2 separate regions of the Homo sapiens genome follow, and region 1 is linked to region 2. Evidence: read pairs that join two places in POLR2A ChIA-PET (ENCODE). Cell type or tissue: endothelial cell of umbilical vein. All regions are shown on one strand. Region 1 overlaps TBC1D7-LOC100130357 (TBC1D7-LOC100130357 readthrough). Region 2 overlaps PHACTR1 (phosphatase and actin regulator 1).

What was found. Peaks named below come from ENCODE experiments on the same cell type or tissue, not always from the same donor. Only the 100,000 strongest peaks of a DNase experiment are listed, where the experiment ranks them.
Region 1: POLR2A ChIA-PET joins it to region 2 with 10 read pairs; 2 of 35 experiments call an interaction of 5 or more read pairs at or near these places.

Annotation. Positions count from the first base shown.
Region 1 is chr6:13,306,400-13,308,899 of GRCh38, forward strand. It overlaps TBC1D7-LOC100130357 (TBC1D7-LOC100130357 readthrough), which reads right to left. Exons shown (of 9, transcript NM_001318809.2): 6 at 1,201-1,346; 7 at 1-128. TBC1D7 (TBC1 domain family member 7) reads right to left here. Exons shown (of 8, transcript NM_016495.6): 6 at 1,201-1,346; 7 at 1-128. Among named protein-coding and RNA genes, the nearest start is that of TBC1D7, 21 kb to the right of the region's middle. RefSeq lists an enhancer at 842-2,041. In endothelial cell of umbilical vein, no CTCF peak of the experiment used is centred here; a DNase peak (open chromatin) is centred at 1,412; H3K27ac peaks cover 1,588 bases.
Region 2 is chr6:13,197,699-13,200,198 of GRCh38, forward strand. All of the region lies in intron 7 of PHACTR1 (phosphatase and actin regulator 1), which reads left to right. Among named protein-coding and RNA genes, the nearest start is that of TBC1D7, 130 kb to the right of the region's middle. In endothelial cell of umbilical vein, no CTCF peak of the experiment used is centred here; no DNase peak of the experiment used is centred here.

The DNA.
Region 1 (2,500 bases), 110 kb after region 2:
TTTCCAGAAACTTTGTTATCTTCTCTGCACTGTTCAGTGCCATAACTTTTATTTTAAAGGTTAATAAAATTTCGACAGCTACAAAAACTAGGATCTTACAGGATCCACTCACAACTTTATCCCAAACCCTACAAAAATAAGGAGATATAATCAAATTATATGAGTTTCAGAATTATGTTTAGCCTAGACATCTCAAATTACAAAATAAAATCAAATTGCTCCAATTTTATGTAAAAGCTTCAAAGAACAACTTTTATGAAATAATCACCAAAACAACAACAAAATACAGAAGCCATTTGAAATCTATTCTAGATACAATCAGCACTAGAAGGAGAAAGGAAAGTTTACTAAAAATTACTGCTCCACTAGGAATCTACCAAAATCATATTCCCTCATGTTGTGAACCTGACATTTCTGAGGAAGAAAAAGAAAATCCTAAACTAATGGTTTATATTCTGCTAATATGCCATAATGCTAATATAATTATAGCCTACTAAGGGACAACAAAAGATGTATATGAAATGGGATAAATTCAATTTCATTGCCAGTGATTCTGGGGACAGACTCCTTAAACTTCTCCAAGGGCGTAAGGAGCCAGTTACTGATCTATAACCACTCTAAAATAATAATTCTGATCATTCCTGTAACTCCTAAAAGTTGGTATTCTACTTCATACACTTAGTTACATATTATCTTATAATGTTCTCTGTGTATTGCACTGTTCAGTGCCATAACTTATTTTAAGAGTTACTGTTCTACTACATCACAAAGTCTTAATGGGTGGCACCTGGACTCCGAAATACCCAGACATGTCTGAAACTGACTGGAAGAACTTAGTCAAATCTTTGACTGCTTTCAGCTTCTTTAAAGATATCATGATGAAACTAACACTAAGATTTCTACTGGAGGAAGATTTGTCACATTTCTGGAAAAAAGGGGCTGACGCTTATATAAACTCATGGAGACCATTTGAGGTGTGACTGCTTCACAGCATCTAACGCACTGAGGGCCCTTAATTTTTCTAATTGTATATTCAAGAATAAGCAGAATCATGTGCTGTTACGGTAGCTGCTGGAGGACTGAGCTTCAAATTACTGTATTGTTCTAAAGCAAATTTATAATCTGAGGGATGACCACATGAAAGGCCAGAACTCTGCTCTAACGCCAAGCCTTCAATATGTCTTCGAAAGACCTACTTGCCTCTGTAAACTGGATTCAGGCAAACATCCCGCAAAGCACCTCTTGAACCAGAGATCATAAGGAAGTTTGGGCGCCGCGGAACACATCCTCAGATGAGTCAGCAGTCTGCCATCTTCCAGATTCAAGTATTGTTCAAACGCTTTTGGCTAAAGATTAAGCAAGAACAGAGATTATTCATTTTCTGTGTCATAACATCATCTGATATTATAGTCTCTGATGAAAAAAAAGTACATGCTGAATTCAAGGAAGTATTAGAAAACAAAACTTCAGAATTATCCAAGTCACTTGTGACACAGCAGTTTCCTAGGTCAGCCCTAACTAAAGTAACAAACCATCCAGGACTGAGGAGTTTCCCAGGACACAGGGCTCTTTCAGTGCTAAAACTGAGGCAGTCCCAGGCAAAATGGAATGGTTGGTCACCCTAATACTAACTTCACTAGCCAGATTCAACAGCCTAAGGCAAAAGTCCAAAGCAAAATTCAGTTGTTCTGAGGAGCTAAGGAAGGCCCATTATATTACTGGCTGGTCTAGAGCAGCAGATTATATACTAAGGAAAAAAGGGGGAAAGAGGAAAGGTAAAACCAAAGAAATAGAGTGGGATTAGAGTGGGGAGAGGGCATTAGGAAGAGTAAGACAAAAAGTGATGGTGATGAGAAGGGGCTGACCAGTCACTGACCATACATACACTGCCCTGGATTGAGCACCACTGTGCACCAGTGCCAAGCAGGCTCACACAACAGGGATGTCCAGAGGGTGAACTCTGTATTCAACATAAATGTGCACAAGAATTTCTTAGAATTCAAGGGATAACTCAGAGGGAACAAAGCACCTGGATTCCACTTGGTAGCCTCTCTCATGAGGTCAGGTGGCAGCCAACACTAGAAGACTGGAGAGCTAATAAAGCCAGCTCCCCAAACCTGGCCAAATCCATCTTGCATTGGCTGCTATATTTAGGCTGGCTGCTATATTTAGGGTCCACTGGCTGAGAATGGGCTCTAAGAGTCAAATCCTAAAGTCCACACTCACTATCTGCAGGAGTACAACCAGGGCCCGCATCACTTAAGCAAATGTAATGTTTATTTTACTCAATATCTATACCTCTCTGCTTCTGTTAAAGAGGAGATTCATCACCTTTACAATGTCCACTATAGTCAGAGACTGTGCTACACACAATGAATGGAGTGAAAGGTAAGAGAAAATCCCTGCCTTCAAGGAGCTTACAGCTTGAGACATACTAGTAAAGAGGTAACTACAATACACTGTAACGCTGTGATGCTATGATGGGAACAAGCACAAGATG
Region 2 (2,500 bases):
TAGAATCATTCTTCTGAGTTCTAAGCCAGTGGTGGTTTCACCAGGACATTCTGCCCTCGGCCCACAGCAGAAGCCTCTGCACCTCCTTCCCAGCCCTCCCAGAGCAGTGCTGGGATAATCTCCTCCTCCACAAGGCTCTGGGCATTTGTTATTTTGCCTATGGAGGGAGTAGCCTCTTTGGAAAGGAATGCCTCTTTCAGGGGTGCTTCTCAGACTTGATAGATCAGCGTCCCCTAGAGATCTTGCCAGAGGGTCTGGGGTGGGCCCTGAGCATCTGCCTTTCTGATAAGGTCCCAGGCCATGTGGCTCCTGCTAGTCCATTGGCCACACTTTGACTCGCAGACCTTTAATACAGCAGAAACCAGTCACTGAGTTCCACCTTTTCCCGTTGCCCTGAAGACATGATGAAAAGATAAACAAACGTTTATTGGGTATCTACTATGCACTAGGCTTAGTTCATTCTAGCAGGTAAAACAGGAGGAAATAGCCACGCTCAGTGAAATTTAATAATTACTACATCACACATAGCCCTTGCAAGGAAAAATCAGCAACATGTTAAGAAAAATGAAAGGGATTGAATTGACTCAATAGGCAATGCTGTGACACAGGGAAGCACGAGGCCTTGGGGGTCCCATGGGCAGGCGCCTCAGCCAGCCTCGGGATGATGGGCTTCCTAAAGGAGGCAATTAATAATGAGGATGGTGATAGCATCAAGAATTATGGTTACTCTCTGTGGAATAACTGTCTGGAGTGTCTGGAGTGTCAGACGCTATGCCACACGGTTTATGTACTTTATTTAATTTTACAATTGTCCTATAACACAGGGGTGTCCAACCTTTTGGCTTCCCTGGCCCACATTGGAAGAAGAAGAATTGTCTTGGGCTACACATAAAATATACAAATACTAATGATACCTGATGAGTGAAAAAAAAAAAACGAAAGAAAAGAAAAAGATCCGTGCATAAATCCCGTCATGTTTTAAGAAAGTTTACCATTTTGTGTCGGGCCACATTCAAAGCTGTCCTGGGTCGCATGCAGGCCGCCGGTTGGACAACCTTGCCATAACACATTATTTCACAGATTGGAAAACTGAACATCAAAGAGATTAAGCAATTTGCTGAAGCCAACAGAACTGAATCAGTGCATGATTTTATAGTTTATCTTATACTTTTTAGACCAACAAATGTTGGTAATGATTTTGTGCCTCTTTGCCTGATGAGAACTTGCAGCACCAGGTGTCATTTCCATCCAGGTAGATCAGAGTGATCTGGGAGTTTGTTTACAAAGCAGATTCCTGGGCACCACTGTGGACTTATTGAATCTGAACTCTGAAGGTGAGGCCCGGGAATCTGCCTCTCCCAAGCTTCCCTAATGAGGCTGATGGAAACACTACTTTAAGAAGTTAGCTGCTGGGAGCAGTGGCTCACACCTGTAATCCCAGCACTTTGGGAGGCCAAGGCAGGTGGATCACGAGGTCAGGAGTTTGAGACCAGCTTGGCCAGCATGGTGAAACCCCATCTCTACTAAAAATACAAAAAATTAGCTGGGCTTGGTGGCGTGCACCTATAATCCCAGCTACTTGGGAGGCTAAAGCAGAATTGCTTGAACCTGGGAGGTGGAGGTTGCAGTGAGCCAAGATCACACCACTGCACTCCAGCCTGGGCGACAAAGTGAGAGTCCATCTCAAAAAAAAAAAAAAAAAAAAAAAAAAAAACATTGGCATCTTGAAAAGTGGATGCCATGCAGTAGAAGCCTGATCTACCCAATTCCCTTTGTCATCCTCACTATAAAAATGTAATCGCCTCACTAAACAGAAATGGGTACTAGATATATATTTCTTGGTTTGTTTAGTAAATTTACAGAGTGCACATAGGGTAAATAAAAAATCAGCAAGAAGGCAGAAGAACCTGAATGCTTTGAATCAACTATGTAGGAAAAGCTAATTGTTTGATGAAGTACTTATTGCTTGACACAAAATTTTGAAGAAAGGCTCTTTATGCAAACTTGTCTAAAACATCCTTAAAGTTTAGACAAGATATAGATAGAAATAGAATAAAAGATTTTATTTCTATAGATAGAAATAAAATAGAAAAATTCACCCACAAGGATATAAGACATCTTATCATTTACAAAAGGCTCAATGACAAATGATTTTTATAAAACTCAATTGGAAGTGCCATTAGACAAATTGGTTTAAGAAGTATCCTTTAATTGCACATTCTAATGTGGACAAGATAATCATTAGGTGAATAGATTTTAGGCAAATTAGCTTTTAATAAATTGGTTTAGGGAAAATTGCTCTTTTACTTTTTACATGTTGGGAGCATAGAAATAGAATCTGGAAATTATCCCAATGACCCCCCAGGATGGACATTGGTCCAGATGCTGGATGGAACTGATGCATCCTGGCCTTGAGTGCTGCAGTATCCCTGCCTCAGGCAGCACCATACACCAAGCGATTTAGCACCCTGAGCCAGTGATTCTCAGCTCCTTGTATATG